Linked DNA regions of Homo sapiens: region 2 is linked to region 1. Evidence: chromatin loops called from intact Hi-C (ENCODE). Cell type or tissue: PC-9. All regions are shown on one strand. Each heading gives the region's core, and the rest is flanking DNA. Links, peaks and the distances in the headings are about the cores only.

The links. Peaks named below come from ENCODE experiments on the same cell type or tissue, not always from the same donor. Only the 100,000 strongest peaks of a DNase experiment are listed, where the experiment ranks them.
Region 2: it touches region 1 in a loop (3-fold over the local background); 4 of 110 quality-filtered maps call a loop at or near these places.

The regions. Positions count from the first base shown.
Region 1 is chr3:197,181,666-197,194,175 of GRCh38, reverse strand. All of the region lies in intron 5 of DLG1 (discs large MAGUK scaffold protein 1), which reads left to right. Among named protein-coding and RNA genes, the nearest start is that of MIR4797, 110 kb to the left of the region's middle. In PC-9, for the core only: CTCF peaks have their summits at 6,804 and 7,003 (motif pointing right); a DNase peak (open chromatin) is centred at 7,015; H3K27ac peaks cover 1,604 bases.
Region 2 is chr3:196,522,346-196,534,855 of GRCh38, reverse strand. It overlaps the pseudogene NAA50P2. Among named protein-coding and RNA genes, the nearest start is that of SMCO1, 13 kb to the right of the region's middle. RefSeq lists enhancers at 1,110-1,723, 6,869-6,938 and a silencer at 5,799-6,098. In PC-9, for the core only: CTCF peaks have their summits at 5,896 (motif pointing left) and 10,126 (motif pointing left); a DNase peak (open chromatin) is centred at 5,935; H3K4me3 peaks cover 939 bases.

The DNA of each region.
Region 1 (12,510 bases), core at 3,122-11,121:
AACTATTAAATTTCAAATACCACACACTGAAATATTTTCAGACACTTGTTTTTAAATATTAGTTGGTATAGAAACAGTGCATTTCCAGCACTTTGGAAGGCTGAGGTGGGTGGATCACTTGAGGTCAAGAGTTCAAGACAGGCCTGGCCAACATGGTGAAATCCCATCTCTACTGAAAATACAAAAAAATTAACCAGGCATGATGACACATGCCTGCAGTCCCAGCTACTCAGGAGGCTGAGACAGGAGAATCACTTGAGCCTGGGAGGCGGAAGTTGCAGTGAGCCTAGATTACGCCACTGCACTCCAGCCTGGGCGACAGCAATAACTCCATTTCAAAAAAAAAAAAAAGAGCATTAACATCATCTTTAAATTCCAAATATGTGACTTTTCTTGATCCTATCATCTCTCCCCTCAGAAGTAACTATAATCCTGAGTATATTTACCCTTTCTTATTAAAGTTCTACCATATATTTCGATTGCTAATCAATTGTTTTGCATATTTTGGACTTTATATAAATGGACTCATACTGTATATTTAACTTGCACTCTTTACTCAGTATTACATTCCTCACATTGATAAATTTCACTGCTTTAGAGTTTTCTATTTTATGAATATACTACAATTTATTTTACTTTTGATGGATATGGATTTATTTTCAGGTTATTACTAGTGTAAAAAGTGCTTGTAAAAACACAGGTTATATATACATCTTTGTGGATAAAGCCAGCTTGTTTCTCAGTAGCTGTGTCATTTCCAGTTTCAGCAGGAACATCTAACAGTTTTTAATTGATCCATGTTCTCTTCAATCGGTATTCTTATTTTTGGCATTGTTTTGGTTTCAAAATGGTATCTGAGTGTGATTTTAATGGGAATTTTACTAGGGAGGTATGATATATTTATTGGTCCTTTAGGTTTCCTTATCTGTTACGTGCCCATTTAAGATTTTTGCTCATTTTTGTATTGGGTCGTTCTTTTTATTGATTTGTATTTCTTTTATATTCTGAATATTAATCCTTTGTTGGTTGTGTGTATTTTCATTAAGGATCATTTCTTACTAGTAAAATTTACCTGGATTTTGTAATTCTCTTTGAGGAGTGATATCATACTACTGGTTAAAATTTTTAATGGTTATAGTACGATTCAGATTTTCTATCAGTTAATTTTGCTAGGCTATTTTTTTCTAGTAATTTTTAACATTTCAGATATATTTTCAAATTATTATTTATGATATCCTGCTAATACCTTTTAATATCTATAGCATATGTAGGCATGGTCCCTTTTTTATTCATAATATCACTTATTTCAGACTCTTTGTTTTCCGTCACCATTCTTGCCAAAAGTGTCAATTTCAAAGATGGTCTTTTCAAAGAACCGTCTTAAAAAAACAATTATCTTGAGTCCCTGCCCTGTTTGCCACCACCCTTACCCCTCTGTTCTTATACACACATACACATACATAAAGACATGTTTATGTATGTACATTCATATGTGTATATGTAAATATAAGTTACATGTAGGATAGCTGAATATCAATTAAAGATAGTGTTCAGTATAAGTAATCTGATCCTCCCTTGGGGAACTAAAAGAGAGTTAAGGAGAGTAAACAGCCAAAAAATCTGATTTTTTGGCTGTTTACCAGTTAGTGGCAGAAACAGTTCTTCTATCTTTTCTTCCTTTCTCTTTTTATCATTATTATTTTTTTCTTTTTTGGTTTCTTTGAGTTTATTCTGTTTTCTTGTTTTTCTAGTTTCTCAAGTCACTTGCTTATTGCACTAATTACCAGCCTTCTTTTCTAGTAGTATTCTTTTATAAATGTTTCTTGAAACAGCATTTTTAAATGTATCCCACAAGTTTGAATATGTAATGTTTTCTTATTGTATTTTTTTAATGTCTGATGTGATTTGTTTTTTGTTAGCCTCGTGAGTTACTTAGAAGCGTGTTTAATTCTTAAACATTAGAGACTATTCCTTCCATTTTGTCTTTTTTGTTTTTGTTTTTCTGAGACAGGGTCTTGCTCTGTTGCCCAGGCTGGAGTGCATTGGCAGTCATAGCTTACTGCAGCCCCAAACTCCTAGGCTCAAGTGATCCTCCCAGCTCTGCCTCCCAAGTAGCTGGGTCTACAGGCACATGCCATCATGCTTGGCTATTTTTTTTGTTTGGTAGAGACAGGGTCTTGCTCTGTTGCCCAGGCTTGTTTTGAACTCCTGGCCTCAAGTAATCCTCTTCCCTTGACCTCCCAAAGTGCTGAGATTACAGGTGTGAGCCACTGCACCTGGCTCATATCTTCTTTTGGATTGTATTTTCTCATCTCACTTTCCCTTATTACTAGCTTGGAAGTTAAAAATTGTTTCTCTTCCTTTAGTGGTTATTGTAGAAATTTTAATATATGTTTAACTTTTAAAAGTCTAAAGTAAATAAATGCCATTCACTCTTACTCCAGACAACATAAGAACCTCAGCACGGGTAAAGCCCTAACACTGCTTGTTGAATGTGCTGTTCTTGTCAGCCTGCTTTTATCTTGATTGAGTTAATCTAATTTATTTATTATTTTTGTCCAAAAACACTCCCAGGATATGTATAATTTTTTTATTTCTGATGTTTTGAATTTCCGGTCATCCTTATTGTTACAAACCAACCAAAGCCAATTTGCACATGGCCAACTCTGGTCTTTTGGTAGGTATTTTAGTAGTTATTTTGGTGTGTTTGCAGATTATGACACAAGCAGACATTTAAACAGTGAGCCAGCATGCATATTTTATGTAGCCTATTCTTTAAATCTCATGAAACCTCAGCTTTCCGTTGTTGCCTAAAATGCTCATTCTAAGCAGATAAAACAATGTTCCAGACACAAGATTTTGTTTACCCAGAGTCTCCAGATGTCTTAGGGATTAAACCTAAGGTGTTATCCCTAAGGGTTTAGGCCTCTCCAGAGTCTTCCGTTTCCCTTATGCAAGGGTGTATTATGTCTCTAAATTAATTCAAAAAATTCACATAACTGGGATGCTATGGATTTCACCAGTGAAATCCCATTTTGCTGATTAATAAGCCACTACCTTCATCAGTGAAAACCTACTTCATTATAATTGGGAAGACTTTTTGTGTAAATCAAAGATTAATATGACAAAACCCCCCTTTCTGTTGTTGTTTTGTTTTGTTTTGTTTGAGTTGAAGTCTCGCTCTGTCGCCCAGGCTGGAGTGCAGTGGCGCGATCTCGGCTCACTGCAAGCTCCGCCTCCCGGGTTCACGCCATTCTCCTGCCCCAGCCTCCCGAGTAGCTGGGACTACAGGCGCCCGCCACCACGCCTGGCTAATATTTTGTATTTTTAGTAGAGACGGGGTTTCACCGTGTTAGCCAGGATGGTCTCGATCTCCTGACCTCGTGATCCGCCCGCCTCGGCCTCCCACAGTGCTGGGATTACAGGCGGGAGCCACCGCGCCCGGCCGACAAAACCCTTTTAGCAGCCATCTCCGTATATGATTCTTGTAATTAAATGCAAGGTGATCAATCTTGGGATGTGAATTGGAACGCAGACTGGCCTTTGGGAGGTTTACAAGTTCTCCAGGTGTTTCTAATGTGCGGGCACAGTTGCGAAGCATTGTGCCACCACTATTACGGCTACTATAGTTGACCCTTGAACAACACGAGTTGGAACTGCACTGCTCCACTTATATGCGGATGAAACAAATGCAGATTTCAAACAAATGCAATCAAACATAAAAGTATTTGTAGGATGCAAAACCCAAGTATACAGAGGGCTGACTTCCTGTAAGTGCATAGCTGACTTCAGGACTTCAGTATGTGAGGATTTGGGTACAGTATGCGAGGATTCACGGGGGACTAGTCCTGGAACTAGTCCCCCGTGAATGCAAAGCTTGAGGTATTTTCCTGCACTACTGTGCTATCTGTGTTGAGCTATTAATATTTACAAGTAAACTTCTGACATCATTTGTCGAATCCTCCTTCTAGAGTGAGAGACTTAAATTGATAGTATTGAGAGAGAAAGCATTCATACTTTAAGATTTTCACTGCTTTCTTAATCTGATTCATTTCTTCCTTAATTTTCTGACCATAAGAGATGAGAAGTCAGTTTTTTGGTATCTGCTTTAAATTGCTTTTTCTTTACATATACTTGCTTTTTGTTTATTCTGACAATGATAAAGGATTATGTCCCTCACAGCTTTTTAAAGAAATATTTTATAGAGGCTTAAAGGAGTATGTTATTAATTAAAGTGTCCTTTATCATCAGTTCTAAGACTTACCTTTTCCACATTTACCATTTCTGAAATTGGTGGAAATCTTGCAGTTGCTGGCATTTTGTCATGGCCTTATCTGAGTGGCGATCTTTGTGTAGTCATATGTAAACCTTTCCTGACACGTTTTGTTAAGATCAAGAAAGTACCAGCATGCTTTCCTGAGTCTTAGGATATTATGATAATCATTCAGCTGGTTCTATGAGAAGCGTCTGAAAACCTGGCCATCTTTGTGGGCCATTCTCTTGCTCTGCCTTGTTCATCTTGTTCTCTTTTGTTAGGTATTAACAGGATCAGTCTCTGAAACAATTATAAACCATCCTCTGGGGTTCTTAAGTGAAACCACTAGTCCCCTTTCCCTCACTAGTCCCCTTTCCCTCACTTTGGTTTGCTGGCTGTCTGATTCATATTTGCAAACTGAGTAGATAAGGATTTTCAATCCCAGCAGAAAAAAATTGTGTGTATTCTCTATCATTTGTTTCTAAATCACACTTTAATATGTTAATGTTTTTTCCTATTGTAAACTTGTTAAACATATTTTCTTGTATATTTCCTGTGTAATATGATGTATCAAGTTTTTAAAAATTTAAACTTTAAAAACTTTAAACTTGATACATAATATTGCCTGATATATTTGCACCATAATTTGATGACCATGTCAGCTCTCAGATATCTGTTATCTCTATTTTTATTAGGTTTTGTAAAGAAACCTGCAATGAGTAATCTTTGGACATGAAAAGTATTTAGTTTCTTTCCTTTGGATGGATTACCAGAAGTCAGATTACTGAGTCAGAAGAATATGAACGTTTCTCAAGTTCTTGAAACTTTCTGACAGATTGTATTCTGATAGAATTGTAATTTAAGAATGATTAAGACTGTTTCGTTTGGGGAATTTCTACCTGCTTCCCCTCTTTCATTCCTAGGTTACTGTGGCAGATGCCACGTAAAATAATTATTTGAGGGGTGTAATAGATTTGGAGCAGGTGAGCATTATAGCAGAGTAGGTAGGGTTCCTTTAACTTTTTGTTAGAAAACCGGAATTGAAGGAAAACAACCCTTATTTTGACATAAGAAGGCAAGCTTTAATGCTTTTTCATCTTAATTTTTAAAAAACCAGAATGTTATAAGAAGCTCAACAATTTATTTAAAATACAGTGTCAAGTATTAGACTAGTAGTCTCTTTTTTAAAATAAAAGCTAATATAGAGAGCTTTTCCTCTTTTATAGTATTGTGGTTTGGAGTGAACAGCTGTTACGCTGCATGTAGAAGTCAGTATATGAATTATTATTTTATAATTTGAAAAAGTATCTTAGAATTAACAGTGGTTTGCTGAGTAGATTGTAAATTAGGCACAGCTTTAGTCTTCACAATTCTAATAAAAGCTAATGGTAAAAATAAAATTTAATAGATGCTTTAAAAATCAACTGCTAGGATATTAGTTGTGTCAAGCAATACATGCATTTAGCAAACAGTTATTAAACATCTGTGCTAGTAACTGTGTTAGACATCAGTGATTAGTATTTTTTTACGGAAAGATAGTTAACACAGTATGATGTGACATGAAAGAGGGAGAAATTAAATTCTTGGAGTTTTCTGAAAAAAGCAAGTTGACATTTGCATAAAGTGTTGAAGGATGTGTAAGATGCCAAGTCAGAGGAGGAGGCCGTTACTGGGGTAAATAAATACAGTGGAAGGGTGACAATCACAAGAAACTGTAGAAATGCAGGAAGGTTTATGTTATTATTGCTGATACTTAGGGTGCATGTTAGGAAATGAGGGCAAAATCTAAAAGACCTGTATGATGAATGTTCTTATGAAAGGTTTGCCACCATGAAACATGCCGTGAATTAATCTATTAGATTATTGTGGTGGTGGTGGTGGTGGTAGTGGATGGTGGTGGCTCTCCTTACTGGAATAATGAGTAAAGTAAGATAGTGATTGGGTTACTTTATTCAGGGCTTGGCATAAAGATAATTATGATTTTATAATTTAAGACTCTGAAAGGGATACTTTCTTGCCAGTGTTGGGAAGAATATCAAGAAAGAAATAGGGGATATAATAGTTTTTTAAAAATCTTAATGTCGAAGAGAAGGACACAGTGGGTAAATTTTGGGGTTATGTAAGAGTAGTGTCAAGGTTCTAAAACTGAAAATGAGCTGAGAATTAGGAAAAATTGTTAGAACAGTAAATCGAACAAATAAAAACCTCAGCCTTTTCCCAAAAAGTTTGAAATGTACATGAAGCAACAGGGAGGACAGTAGGAGTATTATTGAGTGTATGGGAGGATGCAGTGATCATTGAAGAAACAAGTAATTTATATTTGGTTTTTGTCTTCAATGGCAAGGAAAATTATGCTCAAACTATTGTATACAAAGTAAACATTACTAAGAGGGACTTGAAATCAAACAGAAAAAACAGGGTCAATGAGCAGATAATTGTGCTAAATAAGTATATTTCCTAGCATTTTATTTCATCCAGTAGTATTGAGAATATAATGAAATCACTAGCAGCTCTTAGTAGTTTTTAAAAAATTGTAAGAAATGGGAGTGGCAGAAAAATGGACACAAGCAAATATAAGCCTTTTGAACCAAATGCTAGAGGAATAGAAGTTTTCCTGTTTCTAGTATATAATGAGCAGTTTTTGAAATCAACTTTATCTTTACATCTCTGGAACATATAGAAACATGATTGAATTTTATCATGGACCTGGTATACTAAGGTGAGCATATAGTTTGCATGCACTGACCACTAGATGGTGCTCATACAGAAGGGATTTTGTATGTGTGACATTGAGGGTTTTCTAGATAAATAGCAAATCTGTGTTCTTGTCACTCTTCTCAGTCTTGTCTTATCTCAATACAGTTGTATGTTTTGAAATTTAATAGCCCACATTAGAAAAGAGTAATAAAAATGCCTGTTATATTGCATTTACGTTACATTAGCTTTGTAGTTACTTTGGGTTTTTGGTGGGTTTTTTTTGTACTTTAGAGTTTCAGTATTGCTTTTCCTCTTGTCCTTTACCTTTTTACATTTTTCACTAAGATTATTTAGTAAACTGGGCATGGTGGTAACCTCAGCTACGTGGGTGGCTGAGGCAGGAGCATGGATTGAGCCAAGGAGTTCAAGACCAGCCTGGGCAACGTAGTGAGACTCCGTCTCAAAAACAAACAAATAAAAGATTATTTAGTATTTGCCTTTGTTTCTGTACCTAAAGACTGCTGGGTTTGTGACTTTAGAAACGTACACAAATAATTGAGAGCCTATCCAGTATAAATTTTTAACTTTTTATTACCATTTAATATTGTAAATATTCCTCATAGTCATAAATTTTTCATAATCATGTTTTGAATTACATAGTAATCCACTGAACTAATCGTATTTAGTTTACTAACTTAAGCTTTCTCTATTGTTTAGGCTAGAATTCTATAGATTATATTATCACTCTGAAAAAGAAAACACATTACGGAAAAAAGAATATTCTTTGTATATCATATTAAGATGTTAATAGTGATTCCTTTTGGTGGTTTAGATTGCATACCATCTTTTCATCCATTATTTTAAATAGGTTTTCCAGGTTTTTCTTTAATGAACTTAAATTTGGTTTTAATGGAGTTTTTATCTTTCATCTCTGCTGTGTAATGAGAGAGGATATTCTAAAGCAAAGAACAGTTGGTTGCCTTCCGCCTTCCACCTCCCAGTCTAATCTCATGTGAAACCCCTCTTGTGATTTAGGTATAGATTTTTTGTGTGCATATACTGACTACTGGCCAATGGATGAGGTGTTCCTAGATTTTTGTAGGTCATGTAACAGGACATTTTCATAAAGAAGTCTTTCCCAAAACTTGAAGTTGTTTTCTTGATGTGAATGGATTTGGATAGGAAATTTGCATCAAGAAGTATTTCTTCCCTGTACATTGGGGAAATATGGGAGGCAGTGATCTGTCAACTTTAGATTGTACCCTAAGTTCTTTGGCTCTGTAGGGTAAATAGATGCACACTAAGAGCCTACCATTGACCCCTAAGTTCTCTGGCTCTGTAGGATAAATAGATGCTCACTAAGAGCCTACTATTGTATGTCTTTTGGTACTGTTTACAGTTTGAGGTAGGAGATTTGCATTCAACAGTTGTATTCAGTATCTTCATCCATACTAATTCAGAATAACAGAACCCATATCAGTTTTCTCCTCCCCTTGAAGTTTTCATCAGACATGGATCAAGGCACATATTTTAGGGCCAGACCAATTACCGTAGCATTTATATAAACCACACTAATCAGGTCTTTACTAGGTACCTGGTCCATAACAAAACTTGAATTTTTTTCTGGGAGGTTTCATTTTTTCCTTCACAAGAGGATTCTTAGTTACCTGTCCGCCCTTAGTATTTTCTTACATTCTCTACTCCGAATTAGATAGGATCACTCTGGGGCCATAAATTGTCAGCTACTGCCGGCACAGTCCTTGGGAAGAAGCACCAAACTTTCTGGTATAATCTCTGTCACAAAATATCTTGCCCTCAAGAGTCCCACATGGCTCTCACCCTTACTGAGCACATGTTCACTTCTCAGCAGACGCATCATAGAGACAGCATTAGCATGTTTTCTTGCGGAGTCAAGATTTGCAGTGGACCTCAACATTGTAGTTTGACAAAAGGCTGCATCCAGTTGGTGCTGGTAAGCACGTAGACAAGGAAGATTCTGTCAGTCCACATCCGAAAAAATATCCATGGCTGAGGTTGGGACTTACGATATGCTCTTATCAGCTTAAAAATTAGATTATTCAACCAATAGTAAATTATCAAGTAGCGTTTTTGTTCACATATTGTTTTAAAATGACCATTGTTGTAATTACTAATATAGCACAGTGTTAAGAGGGCTTGCTTGGGAGTTTGTGGTTCTCAAACTTGAAGGTACTTAAGAGTCACTTGGGAAGCATTTTAAACATAAAAATTCCCAGGTTCCCCCTGCCCGTAAACATTTTGATGGGGAGAGGATACACCAATCTGCATATATAACTAGCGCCCCAGGCAATTCTCAGGCGAACTATTATGTTAACCTAAATATTAGATGTTAGAATATGTTCCTTTAGCAATCAGGTGATAGTATTTGGTGAACCAGAGTGGTATTTATGTAGAGTTGGATAAAACACATTTCACTGATTATAAAACGAAAAATTTACCAGCGTTAATTCTTTCTCATTTTTAGAAATTTATGACCTTGTAATATGAATGTTTATAAAATACTAGAGAGATGATGCTGATAATTTCTTGAAAGTTCTTTTTTATCATAAAGGTTCCAGAAGCAAAATACTTGTTTTAGTAATTAATCTACCTTGAGACCCAGTTGTTAATCATTAAAAACCAATACATTACATAAAATGATAAAGGAAAATCCATTTGTAATGAAGCGCTATCGTTAGATAGTCAGAGTTTAATGTAGGCAGCACCTTTGAACAACTTAGAGCCAGTGCCAGATAATGTGTAAGATCTGCCTGGTGTAGAAATTTGGATATGAATGACAAAGATTCTTTTAGTGAAATCATTTTAACAGTCAGAACTATTTGCAGAGAGAATCCTCTTATATGTTTTAATTCAGTTCATATTTATAATTTATATAAGCAGTGAAGGTGCCATTGGATTTTACTACAGACTGTGGTTGAAACTTGGTAATCCAGGGTTTTTCCACGCAGTGCATTAAATCAGGCAGCCCCACAGGGTCTTGGTAGTCCAGTGTTTATAGCATCCTTCTTTACCTGCTAATCGACCTCACTTCCTGGATTTCAATCCATCTAGTTATCAGCTAACAAAAGAACAGCTTTTGGTTCCTGCAGACGCTGGTGAAAAAATAATCATGAGAAAGAAATCCACCTTATGTCGTCTTTTTTGTCTGCAAAAATAAACTCAGCCATCATACAGCTAACAGGTACAGAGGGAAGATACGAGCTCTTTCATAGGAAGAAATCACTGAGAAAATGAGCATCATTTCTCAAGGTTTTTATTTTCACTGATCTACAAGTGATGCTGCTGTAATTGTAGCTGCAGTTTTTACCGATCATTCACCACTCAGCAGCTGGTAGAGAAGTAAGCCTGCTTGGCAACCACCTGCAGGGCTGCAGAGATGAATTACATTTTCGGAAACAACACACTTCTATACTCTCGCGGCAGTCGAGGAGGCAATACTAGCTCTAGCCATGGCTCAGCAGGCCCAAAGCAGAAACACTGGGCAAAAAAGGGCTCGTCAGATGAACTGCAAGCTGAGCCAGAACCTTCACGCTGGCAGCAGATAGTTGCATTTTTCACTCGAAGACACAGCTTTATTGACTGCATCTCGGTAGCCACCAGCTCCACCCAGGTAACATACCACTTGTTGAAATTATTTTCAATCTATTTCTGTTTACGTTTGCTCTGTAAAAATGTCTTAATATAGATTTTTTATTTAAAGAATAGCCTTGAAACCTTGGATGTGTAGAAATGTATGTTTTCTGTCCATCCGTGTAGGTCTTTAGCACAAAAGGGGGAACAAGAAATATTTTTCCTTATGCTCTTATGTAATACCAAACAAAATAGCCTCAGATTCAATTGAATGACTTTTCTAAAAATATAAGCCCATTGATACATAAAATATGAATTAATAATGCTCATCTCCTTTTTAGACTGTGCTAAATGCTGTAGAGTATGATGTCTGACCAAAGAAAATGCTGATTTGTTTAGTTTTTGTATGTTATTAGATAACCTTAGGGAGACTGTTACAGTAAAGAAACAGAAGATACTTTGAAATATTTTCATTTTTCAGTGTTTTGAAAATAGATTCAATTTAATATAATTGGCTAGTATTATATATACTGACATCTTAGCTATATTATGGCTTATTCAAGGGATTTAATGAATCGTTTTTTGTAAATATTATTTATCTAGCTTAATTTGAAATTAAGTGAACTTGTGCAATTACACAGTCATGGAATATTTTTTCACATAGTCAAATCACAATTTAAAGAGATGAGCAAATACTAAAAGTCTCTCAAAATTAAAAAAAATCACATAACACCACTTTTTGAGGAAATGAGCTATTGTCTATGGGAGGAAAAATAAAGAAAAATTAATAATTGTTTGAAATACCTATTGTTTGCTACAAGGGTGGTTTGAGGAAATATTCATATTTCTAAATATTTTTAAGCAGTCAGTTCAACTTTAGTAAAAATAAAAGGACGAGAAATGGTCTAAAAACAAGTTGAGAATGCATTTGTCCTCTGACATCAGTGATATTTAAATTAGGAAAATACATACATACACATTCCTTAGGACCTTTTAAAATAAATTCCCTTAAAGCTGTCTTTTAAAGAAAATAATAGAAGCAGCTCAATAAATATAAACTATAACTGTCAACAGTTCTATATTTCTTTATATGTTTTTTATAAATTTCTTTACTGTTTTTGGTTACTAGAATTGTCTTTTAATGGTGTTGATTTAAAATAACATCAGCTTTCTTAAGTAAGAAATTCTACTTACTTTTCTCAAATATTTGGGAGAAATGGAATTACCTAGGAAGGGGGAGTCATTATGTAGGCATTGAGGTTAAGTTACAATCAAAACTTATTGAATGGGCAACGATTGATTTAACTCTTAAATTGAATACTGCCCCAAGAATTTTACTAACCTTATTTTGACTGCAATTACATATATCACGAAAGGATGCAAAGACTAAAGGTTGACAATGTTATTCATTGTAGATTAATACTAGATGATATTTTCCATTGTCAACAAGACAGATATCTTTAGAACTTTTTATATATATATATGGTTTATGTAAATGCACACCCTTCTATATATGTATGCACAGATAACACTAGCATTGATATATCTGTCACTCGGTTTATTAAAAGCAGGCAAATGAAAAGACAGGAAAAGTAGTTCATGTATAAAGTGTTGAAACCACAGAGTTACGTTATAGCCGCTTGGGAGTAGGAGCAGAACGTTGCTGTGATTGCGCCAGAAGAGAGTCATGACCCCTGTTCGCAGTCAGCTCTGCAAAGCCATTTTACATGACAGCCCCCACCCAGTTTGGTTCAGAGCATTCCTGTATGCTAGTATATGAGTTATTAATAGTTTTTATTTCTTTCAGACCTCTTTCCTGATTCTCATCTTGTCTTTTTCATTACCTTTCTATTTTATTTCTAGAAATAGGAGTATTAGGGTAGAGGTTTTAGCTTCTGTTTTTCTTGCACTGGAGTACCAACATTTTGTTTTTCATTTTATACATTTTT
Region 2 (12,510 bases), core at 2,710-10,709, 660 kb after region 1:
TATTGGTTATCTGTGACTTCTCTTATTTATTAATCTTGTCAGGAGTTTTTCAGTATCAATAACCTTTTCAAAGAACCATTTAAAAATTGTTTATTTATTTATTTGGAGAGATGATCTCACCCAATTGCCAAGGCTGAAGTGCAGTGGCACAATCATAGCTCACTGCAGCCTCAGACTCCCGGGCTCAAGTGATCCTCCTACTTCAGCCTCTCAGGTAGCTGGGACTACAGGTGCACACTGCCTCACCTGGCTAATTTTTAATTTTTTGCAGAGATGGGATCTCCCTACGTTGCCCAGACTGGTCTCAAACTCTTGGCCTCAAGTGATCCTCCAACCTCAGCCTCCCAAACTGCTGGGATTACAGGCTCAACCCACCATGCCTCGCCTAAATTTATTTTTTAATGACAAAAAATATATATATTTATGGTACATAACATGATGTTTTGAAATATGTTTACATGTGGAGTGGCCAAATCAAGCTTGCTACCATATACATTATCTCACAAAAAAAGTCTGCTTTTAAAAAAATGCAACCCTCAAGTGGAACCAGAAAAGACATTTTATTTCTTTAGATATGTGGTCTTGGTAGGTTGCCCATGCCAAGCTCAAGTGATCCTCCTGCCTCAGCCTCCCAAGTAGTTGATACCACAGGCACACGCCACCATGCCCAGCTTCTTACCATTTTTTTTTTTGCGATGAATTGTTGCGGGAACTCAGGGACCCTGAACGGAGGGACCAGCTGAAGCCACGGCAGAAGAACATAAATTGTGAGGATTTCATGGACATTTATTAGTTCCCCAAATTAATACTTTTATAATTTCTTACGCCTGTCTTTACTGCAGTCTCTGAACATAAATTGTGAAGATTTCATGGACATGTATCACTTCCCCAGTCAAGACTCATAATTTCCTGTGCCTGTTTGTACTTTAATCTCTTAATCCCGTCATCTTCGTAAACTGAGGATGTATGTCACCTCAGGACCCTGTGATGATTGCGTTAACTGCACAAATTGTTTGTAAAACGTGTGTTTGAACAATATGAAATCTGGGCACCCTGAAAAAGAACAGGATAACAGCGATGTTCAGGGAACAAGGGAGATAACCATAAGGTCTGACTGCCTGCGGGGCCGGGCAGAACAGCGTCATATCTTTCTTATTGCAGAAAACGAGTAGGAGAAATATGGCTGCATTCTTTTCCCAGCAAGGAATCACCCTGGGAAGGGAACGCATTCCCGGTGGGGGGCATGGACGGCCGCTCTGGGGCTGTCTGCCTCATGCGGTTGAAGATAAGGGATGAAATAACGCCCTGCTCTCCTGCGGCGCCCCCAGGCTTGCTAGGATTAGGAAATTCCAGCCTGGCGAATTGTAGTCAGACCAGTTCTCTGCTCTTGAACCCTGTTTCCTGTTAAGATATTTATCAATGACAACGCGTGCACAGTGGGACGTGAAACCTCATCAGTAATTCTAATTTCGCCCTGGCCTTGTGAGCTTGCTCTGCCCTTATGCCCTTGTGATCTTTTATTGCCATTTGAATGAAGCGTGTGATCTCTGTGACCCACTCCCTATTCATACCCCCTCCCCTTTTGAAATTCCTAATAAAAACCTGCTGGTTTTGCGGCTCAGGTGGGTATCACAGAACCTGCCGACACGTGATGTCACCCCCGGAGGCCCAGCTGTAAAATTTCTCTCTCTTGTACTCTTTCTCTTTTTTTCTCAGACCAGCTGACACTTAGGGAAAATAGAAAAGAACCTACGTTGAAATATTGGGGGCTGGTTCCCCCAATAATGAACACACTTAAGAACTATTCTCTTAGCAAATTTCAAGTATACAATACAGTATTATTAACTATAATCACTGTGCTGTGTATTAGATCTCCAGAACTTATTCACGTTATATTGAAAGTTTGTACCCTTTGGCCAACATCTCCCATCTCCCCAGCCTCCTAACCAACCCTGGCAACCAACATTCTACTCTCTGTCCCTGCTTCTAGAAGTTTCACTTTTTTCAATTCCTCATATAAGTGAGATCATGCAGTACTTGTCTTCCTATGCCTGACTTATTTCTCATAGCATAATGTCGTCCAGGATCTTACATCTTGTTGCAAATGACAGAATTTCCTTCTTTTTAAAGGCTGAATAGTATTCCATTGTGTATATACACCATATTGCTTATTTACTTATTTTTAATGTCATCCATGATGAGCATGTAGCACATTTTTTCAGCATATTGTTTTTCAAATTAATTTTTTTTTTGTTTTGTAGAGATGAGGTCTCACTATGTTGCCTAGCCTGGTTTCAAACTCCTGGGCACAAGTGATCCTCTTGCCTCAGCCTTCCAAAATGCTGGGATTATAGGCATGAGCCACCATGCCTAGCATACCACATTGTTGATGGCTCCTTAAGTTGATTCCATATCTTGGCTATTATGAATAACGCTGCAATTAATGTGGGAGTGTAGGTGTCCCTTCAACACACTGAGTTCATTTCCTCCAGATATGCACCTAGTATATATCATTGCTGGATCATATGGTAGTCCTATTTTTAATTTTTTCAGAAACCTCCATACTGTTTTTCATAATGGCCGTAATAATTTACATTCCCATCAATAGTGCACAAGGGTCAAAGAACTAATATTTGCCTTTGATAATCCTTTCTATTATTTATTTCTTTCTATTTCATGAATTCCTGCTCTAATCTTTATTATTTCCTTCATTCTAATAACTTTAGGTTTAATTTGCTCTTTTTCTAACACCTTGAGATGAACACTTATCTCACGGATATGTCCAGCTTTTATTTTGCATTTGAGACAAAATTTCTTCAAAGTACAGTTTTAGCTACCTCCTTATTGTCTTATGTCACATTTTCATTGTTTTTCAATGAAACATTTAAAATTTTCATTGTATTTTCTTCTTTGAGACATGAATAATTTAGAAACATGGTAAAACACTGAAACTTTCTTCATGATGTTGGTAACAAGAGAATAGAATGAAGCCTATAATCCCAGCACTTTGGGAGGCTGAGGCAGGCAGATGGCCTGAGGTCAGGAGTTTGAGAATAGAATGAAATTCCCTTGATTAATTCTATTCAACATTCTGTTGAAGGTGTAGACATTACAACAAGACAAGAAAAAGAAATGAAAGACATAAGAATTGGAAAGGAAGAACTAAAACTGTCATTCACAGACAACATGATTGTGTTTGCAGAACAAGGACGGATGCGGTGACTCACGCCTGTAATTCCAGCACTTTGGGAGGAAAAGGTGGGTGGATCACCTGAGGTCAGGAGTTTGAGACAAGCCTGGCCAACATGGTGCAACCCTGTCTCTACTAAAAATACAAAAATTAGTCAGGTGTGGTGGCATGTGCCGGTAGTACCAGCTACTCAGGAGGCTGAGGCAGGAGAGCCACTTGAACCCAGGAGGTGGAGGTTGCAGTGAGCTGAGATCACGCCACTGCACTCCAGCCTGGGTGACAGAGCAAGACGAAAGAAAAGAAAGGCGGGCAGGCGGGCAGGCGGGCAGGCGGGCGGGCAGGCGGGCGGGTGGGCGGGCAGGCAGGCAGGCGGGCGGGCGGGCATCTACAGATGAACGACTAAGTGAAAAATGGGTTTAGTAAGGTTGCTGAATAAAAAGGTAAATATAGAAAAATTGGTCGTATTTATAACAGCAATAAGAAAAACATTAAACACTACTTACAACAGCATCAAGAAACATCAAATACCTAGTAATAAATCTAATGGAAAACATGCAAAAACTCTACAAAGGAAACTACAAAACACGACCGAGGAAAATTAAAGAGAATCTAAATAAAGATACGTATCATATTCATGAATTAGAAGGCTAAATATTATGAAGATGTCAATGTAATTCTACTCAATATCCCAGCTCATAGCGTTCTAAAAATTAGCAAGCTTATTGAAAATTTTATATGAAAATGCAAATGGCCCAGAATACCCCAGATAATCTTGAAGAGCATAGCTGGAGGACTCACACTGTATGTTATTAAGACTTTTTAATGAAGCCAAAATAATTAAGGTTGAGTGTGATTTGGGCACAAGAATAAATAAGCAGACCAATGGAACAGAATAGAGGATAGAAATAGATGCTTGCATGTATGCAAACTTGATTAATGACAAAAGTCCACTGCAGAGCAGTGAGGAAACTCTTTATAATAAATGGGATTGAGTCAGTTGTATATCCATATGGAGAAGAAAAGAATCTTGACCTTCTTCACATTAATCCAAAGGTCTAAATTTTAGGCATATTACAGATATAAATGTAATAGGTAAAGTGGTGAAGCTTCTAAAAGGAAAAAAATATTTTCATGACCTTGGGGTAGGAAAAATTTCATATATAAGACATCAAAATGAAAACATGATAAATTGGACTACTTGAAAATTAAGAACATTAGTTCATGAAAACACACCATCAAGATGATGAAAAGAAAGCCACGGAGTGGACCGGGTGCGGTGGCTCAAGCCTGTAATCCCAGCACTTTGGGAGGCCGAGGCAGGCGAATCATGAGGTCAAGAGATCGAGACCATCCTGCCCAACATGGTGAAACCCCGTCTCTACTAGAAATACAAAAATTAGCTGGGCTTGGTGGCATGTGCCTGTAGTCCCAGCTATTCAGGAGGCTAAGGCAGGAGAATCACTTGAACCCGGGAGGCAGAGGTTGCAGTGAGCCGAGATCGTGCCATTGCACTCCAGCCTGGGCGACACAGAGAGACTACATCTCACAAAAAAAAAAAAAAAAAAAAAGATACAATGCACTTTGGGTATTCAGGGGAAAGGGTGGGAAGGGGGCGAGGGATAAAAGACCACACGTTGGGTACCGTGTACACTGCTCGAGTGATGGCTGCACCAAATCTCAGAAATCACCACTGAAGAACTTATGAAACCAAACACCACCTGTTCCCCAAAAACCTATTGAAATAAATAAAAAGTAAGTAAAATATAAAAATGGTAAATTTTGTTATGTATATTTTTGCACAATTTAAACAAACTTTTCTGGCTCACACCTGTAATCCCAGCACTTTGGGAGGCCAAGGCGGGAGGACCACTTGAGCCCAGGAGTTGGAGACCAGCCTGGGCAACGTAGCAAGACTATGTCTTAATTAATTAATTAATTAATTAATTTATGGAGACAGAGTCTCGCCCTGTCACCCAGGCTGGAGTGCAATGGCACGATCTTGGCTCACTACAACCTCTGCCTTCTGGGTTCAAGCGATTCTCCTGCCTCAGCCTCCCGAGTAGCTGGGATTACAGGTGCGCGCCACCACGCCCGGCTAATTTGTTGTATCTTTAGTAGAGATGGGGGTTTCACCATGTTGGCCAGGCTGGTTTCGAACTCCTGACCTCGTGATCCGCCAGCCTCAGCCTCCCAAAGTGCTGGGATTACAGGCGTGAGCCACCGTGCCCGGCCTCAGAAGCTCCACAGTGGGCCTCTTCTTATATTTCATGGGCCAGAATTCTGCCACCTGTCCGTTCCTAAACCAATGATAACGGCAATAATAATAAAATTGCTGTGATTGATTTATTCTAAGACTCACCCCCAACTCTCACACTGGGAAGGGGCTCAGCTTCCCCTGAAGCACGTGGCTGCCCAATACTCAAACAATATCTGGATTTTGCTAAGGAGAAAAAAGTAGTGGCGGGGATCAGGGAGGACCCAGCAAGGTTTTTCTCACTGGGGCAGGGACTGATTCCCTGAGGACGCCGAAGTTCTTCCGGAGACGCACCTGAGACGGACTGACTCCCACCCCGGAGTCCCTGCGGAGTTATAAATGTCCCTTAGATCTGTCCCCTCAGCTCTCCATTCCGGGGACCAGTGTTCTGAGCTCGGCCGCCATCGCCTCACGCTCAGCGACGGGCGTGGCCGGGAGCCGCCTGCGGATGGAGGAAGCGGCCGCCAGCGCCCCCTGGAGGCTCGGGCCGGCTCCACTCCCGCGGCCCCCGCCACCGCCCAGCTCCCCGCGGAGGCGCCCAGGCCGGTCTGAGCCCGACAGGGCGGAACCACCGCGGCGGCGCTGCCCTGAGTGGAAATGCGGCCTCCGCAGCGGGAGAAGATGCTGGGAGCCGGATGGGGCCCGGAGGCGCGACACCGCAGTTCTCCGTACTTGAAGACACCCATCCAGGCCACCTTTTCAGTCGGCTGCAGGGACACGTCCTACAAGGGCGTGCTGGAGGCTGAGCTAGCAAAGCTGGGGCGAGGGCGGGACGGTGGATCATTCGCAGACACATCATCACACCAGGGTGTCCGGCACCTTACCCAAGGCCAGGAATAGCAACTCAGATGTTAAATCGTGTCAAACATCTGTGGAGAAGATGGCACCTTTTTCTTCTCCTTCTTTCTCTCTCTCTCTCTCTTTCTTTTTTTTTTTTTTTTTTTTTTTTTTTTTTTTTTTTTTTTTGAGATGGAGTCTCGCTCTGTCACCCAGGCTGGAGTACAGTGGCGCGATCTCGGCTCACTGCAACGTCCACCTCCCGGGTTCAAGTGATTCTCCTGCCTCAGCCTCCCGAGTAGCTGAGATTAGAGGCATGTGCTACCACGCCCGGCTAATTTTTGTATTTTTAGTAGAGACGGGGTTTCACCATGCTGGCCTGGCAGGTCTTGAACTCCCGACCTCAGGACATCCGCCCGCCTTGGCCTCCCAAAGTGCTGGGGTTACAGATGGGAGCCACCGCGCCTGGCTAATTTTTGTGTTTTTAGTAGAGACGGGGTTTCACCATATTGGCCAGGCTAGTTTCGAACTCCTGTACTCTAGGGATCTGCCTACTTCAGCCTCCCAAAGTGCTGGGATTACAGGCATAAGCCACTGCCCAGCCAAGATGGCACTTTTGACAACATCTGTTTGTCCAGATCAGCAATGAGTCAGCAATTGACTTCTACAGAAGTTTGGCTTTGAGATGACTGAGACAAAGACAGATAAAGGATAAGAGGATGGAGCCTGCAGATGCTCAGGAGTTGCAGAAAAACCTCAAAGTCCCTTCCGATCAGAATGGAGATATGCAAAACACAACTGAACAAGTCACAAAATGAACCTTCTTGCACTTGCTTGTTGACAAAAAAAGACAAGCCCATTGATTTTCACCCCCTCTTTCTTGTAAAGCTTTCCTGCACTGCCATGTTTTTGTTTTTCCTTCTTTCTTTTCTTTTCAAAGTTTTAATACTTTCAAGGACTTTAAAAATGATCATGTTTGGGCCAGGCGCAGTGACTCACTCCTGTAATCCCAGCACTTTGGGAGGCCAAGGTGGGTGGATCACTTGAGGTCAGGAGTTCCAGACGAGCCTGGCCAACATGGTGAAACCCCATCTGTACTAAAAATACAAAAATTAGCCAGGCGTGGTGGCGTGTGCCTGTAGTCCCAAGCTACTCAGGAGCCTGAGACAGGGGAATCGCTTGAACCTGGGAGGCAGAGGTTGCAGTGAGCCGAGATCGTGCCACTGCACTCCAGCCTGGGCCACAGAGCAAGACTCCATCTCAAAAAAAAAAAAAAAAAAAAAAAAAAAAAAAAGATCATGTTTGGATTGTTTCAGTTCTCTTATTTTTGTGAGGTGGTTTGACTGAAGGCAGGAGAAGGTAGATCTGTTTAATTTCACAGTTAAGATAAATGGTTCTAAAAATTTAGGTGTCAAATAATTTCACATTTCTTAGCTTGGAGTTGGAGACCAGCCTGGGCAACATAGCAAGACTCTGTCTCTATTTTTTTTTTTTGGAGACGGAGTCTCACACTGTTGCCCAGGCTGGAATGCAATGGCGAGATCTCAGCTCACTGCAACCTCCGCCTTCTGGGTTCAAATGATTCTCCTGCTTCAGCCTCCTGAGTAGCTGGGACTACAGGCGCCTGCCACCACGTCCGGCTAATTTTGGTATTTTCTTAGTAGAGACAGGGTTTCACCATGTTGGCCAGATGGTCTTGATTTCTTGACTTCATGATCCGCCTGCCTCGGCCTCCCAAAGTGCTGGGATTACAGGCGTGAGCCACCGAGCCTGGCCCTCTTAGTTGTTTTTTCTTAGTCCTGCTTTCACATCGAAGGGCAGAGCCTACAAAATATTGTACATTTCAAAAGACAGAAAGAAGCAGCAGTGATATCTTGTTTTCTAATTCATAGACGAGTTTAGTGTGCTTGTGGTACCTTGGGCTTTGAAAGCCTTTGTGGGATACCAATCCCTAGACATTATCTTCACTCCAGCTTTAGTCCTTCCGAGCACTCTCAGGAGTAGCACCGTTGCTATCTCTGGAAGAAATGCTGAGCATATTTATTATTATTATTATTATTTTGGAGACAGAGTCTTGCTCTGTCGCCCAGGCTGGAGTGCAGTGGCGGATCTCGGCTCATTGCAAGCTCCGTCTCCTGAGTTTAGGCGATTCTCCTGCCTTAGCCTCCCGAGGTAGCTGGGACTACAGGCACGCGCCACCACGCCCGGCTAATTTTTGTGTTTTTAGTAGAAAGAGGGTTTCACCATGTTGGCCAGGCTAGTCTTGAACTCCCGACCTCAGGTAATCTGCCTGCCTTGGCCTCCCAAAGTGCTGAGACTACAGGGGTGAGCCACGGCGCCTGGCCGCATATTTTGATTTTTAAAGCAATTATTTCTTCTCTTCTTGCTGGTGGGTGGGGCACCTTGGGTACGTAGTGTTATACTTTGGTCTAAGTATTTTGAGTTAAACTGCTTTTTTGCTAAAATGAATGGGCTGGTTTTTATCAGGTTTATTTTTCCTGCTGTTGTTACTAATGGCATTAACTTTTAGAGTCGGAAGCGGTAAGACTGATTTTTTAAAATATCCCAGAGATATGGCTTCTAATTGACCTAGAGATTTGTCGTAATTTAACTTTTTTCTCCTGCCCCTTTTCTTCAGTAAATCCAACAATAACCCAGGTGTGGTGGCTCATGTCTGTAATCCCAACACTTTGGGAGGCCAAGGCGGGTGAATCACTTGAGCCCAGGAATTGGAGACCAGCCAGGACAACATAGTAAGATGCCTGTCTGTACATAAAAATTAAAACAAAAAAAAATTAGCTGGGCGTGGTGGTGCATACCTGTAGTCCCAGCTACTTGGGAGGCTAAGGAAGGAGAATCACTTGAGCCCACGAGGTCGAGGCTGCAGTATGCCGTGATCATGCCACTGCACTCCAGCCTGGGCAACAGAGTGAGACCCTGTTTCTAAAAAAGAAAATGTTGGCCGGGTGCAGTGGCTCACGCCTGTAATCGCAGCACTTTGGGAGTCTGAAGACCAGCCTGGGCAACATGGTGAAACCTCATCTGTACAAAAAAAATTTTTAAGTCCATATAGGTTATTACCGCTAAATAAACGGAAGCAGGTGTTTTCTCTTGGACATACTGAAAATATTTAAAAGAAAGCTTAGATGGCAGCATGAGCATGAAGAACCAAGAAAGCATACTTGGAGTCAGTGCAAATGTTAGCTACCTTTCCTTTGCTTAATTCTAGTGCTCGAGTAAGAGCTATCAGCTCAGCTAATTGAGTGCTTGGACGGAGAGACACACTTTCAATGACGTCATTTAGAGTGACTACTGCATATCCTGCCTTATGGATTCCTTGTTCTACAAAAGAGCTCCCATCTGTGAAGAGGGTCCAGTGTGGGTTCTCTAGCGGTTTCCCTGAGATCTTCCCTGGCTGCATAGGTCTGTATCAGGACTTGTTCACAGTCATGTTCAGGTTCCCTAGTTTCCTTGGGGAGGAAAGTGGCTGGATTTAGGCGAGAACAATTTTTTTGTTTTTGGTTTTGTTTTTGTTTTTTTTGAGACGGAGTCTCACTCTGTCGCCAGGCTGGAGTGCAGTGGCACAATCTCAGCTCAATGCAACCTCCACCTCCTGGGTTCAAGTGATTTTCCTGCCTCAGCCTCCCGAGTAGCTGGGACTACAGGCATGCACCACCACCATGCCTGGCTAATTTTTATGTATTTAGTAGAGATGGGGTTTCACTATGTTGGCCAGGCTGATCTTGAACTCCTGACCTCATGATCCACCCACCTCGGCCCCCTAAAGTGCTGGGATTACAGGCGTGAGCCACTGCACAAGTTTTTAATTGGATGTTGGAACCCTCTAACAGCAGGGCCTGATAGTTAAGGAGTCGACTGTTTGTTAGCCAAAGGCTCCCCCTAGAGTACAGTAGTCCTGCCATGTTATGTGGGGTGTAAACAGTTAAATCATTTCCCAGGGTTAATTTGGGGGCTTCTGGGACCAGTAGGGCTACTGAGGCAATGGCTCAAAGGCATGCTGGCCATCCTTTAGCCACCAAATCAAGTTCCCTACTTAGGTAACCCACTGGCTGTTGAGCTGCTCGTCAAGCTTACGTTAAAACTCCCAGGGCCATTCCCTTCCTTTCTGATACGTACAGATGGAAAGTCTTCCCTACAGGAAGGCTGAGAGCTAGTGCCTTAAGCAAGGCTCGTTTTAGCTGGTCAAAGGCCTTTCAAGCTTCAGGTTCCCAGATTAAAAGATGAGTTTTAGGCCGGGCGTGGTGGCTCACGCCTGTAATCCCAGCATTTTGGGAGGTCGAGGTGGGCAGATCACGGGGTCAGGAGATCGAGACCATCCTGGCCAACATGGTGAAACCCCGTCTCTACTAAAAATACAAAAATTAGCTGGGCGTGGTGGCGCATGCCTGTAATCCCAGCTACTCGGAGGCTGAAGCAGGAGAATTGCTTGAACCCGGGAGGTGGAGGTTGCACCACTGCACTACAGCCTGGTGACAGAGCTAGACTCCATCTAAAAAAATAAAATAAAATAAAGATGAGTTTTAGCTCCCTGAGCTTCTTTTATGAGGTTATATAACAGGTGGACTATTTCACAATACCCAGGTATCCATAGTCTACAAAATCCTGTAATGTCCCCAAATCCTCTTAGTTGCTTGAGGTTTTAGGGAGAAGGGAGGAAGAAATAGGCTGAATCATTTCTTCCCCTAATGCTCCAGTTCCCTTGGACAGCACTAAACCCAGGTACTTCACCGAGGTTTTGCAAAGCTGGGCCTTGGGTTTTGAATCCTTATATCCTCTGTTAGCTAAGAAGTTAAGAAGAGCTTCAGTGCCTTCCTGAGGAGCTTCCTTAGTTGGGGCACAGAGCAGAGTATCATCAACGTACTGCAAGACCCTAATTTGAGGATGGGAACACTCAGAGACATCTTTTGACAGTGCCTGTCCAAACAGATGAGGCCTATCTCAAAATCCCTGAGGCAGCAACGTCCATGTTAACTGGGTGGTCTGGCTGGAGGGATCTTTGAAGGCAAACAGGTATTGAGAGTCAGGATGTAACGGTATGCAGAAAAAGGCATCCTTTAAACCTAGGACTGTAAACCATTTAGTTCCCTCAGGTATTTGAGTTAACAGTGTAAAGGGATTAGGTACCATTGGATGGATTGGAACGACAGCTTCATTAATGAGGCAGAGGTCCTGAACTAGTCTCCATTCCTTATTGAGGTTTTGCACTCCTAATATTGGGGCGTTGCAGGGGCTATTACAGGGTTTGAGGAGGCCCTGCATCTTTAGGTTATCGATAATGGCTGCTAGCCCTTTCCTAGCCTCTGGATTTAGGGGATATAGTCTCTGATTAGGAAAAAAAAATGGGATCCTGACTAGGCGTGGTGGCTCACACCTGTAATCCCAGTACTTCGGGAGGCCAAGACAGGTGGATCACCTGAGGTCAGAAGCTCCAGACTGGCCTGGCCAACATGGTGAAACCCCGTCTCTACTAAAAATACAAAAATTAGCCAGGCGTGGTGGCACATGCCTATAATCCCAGCTACTCAGGAGGCTGAGGCAGGAGAATCACTTGAACTCTGGAGGCGGAGGTTGTGGGGAGCTGAGATCACCCCACTGCAGTCCAGCCTGGGTGAGAAAGCAAGACTCCATCTCAAAAAGAAAGAAAAAAAAGGAGAAAGAAAGAAAGGAAAATAAGTGGGATCCTTAAGATGAATCTGGACTGGCCTAGAGATTATAGCTCAACCTCTTCTTTCTGGAGTAGCCCACACTTCTGGATTAATGTTAGCTTCCACCAGGGGGAGACAAAGAGTTTGTCCTGGGGCTGTAAGGATGCCGGCCCCCCTGCGAGCTAGAATATCTCTACCTGATAAAGGAATGGGACTTTCAAGCATGAGTAAAAAGGCATGTGTAAATAATAGGTCCCCTCCATCTGCAGCTAGGGGTGAAGAAAAATATCGGATTAGAGTTTTTCCTGAGACACCCCTTACAGTTGTGCTATGGGAAGAGGGGAGACCTGGATTAGAGAGAAGAGAGAGCCTGCCTCCAGTATCCAGAAGGAGATCTACCTTCCTTCAATTTCCAGAAACACCTGGAGCTCCTGTGCTGTAATGGCAGTTTGAGCTGCTGGAGCAGGGGGTTGAGCCCTGGGACTCATCAGTCCTGCTGGACCATCAGTGAGACTGGTTCTGAACCTAGTGACCTCCATCTCTGGGAGCAGTTCAATCTCCAGTGGTCTCCATCACAGACTGGACAGGGTTGAGCTGGCTTCTTCTTGCTGTTTGGGCATTCC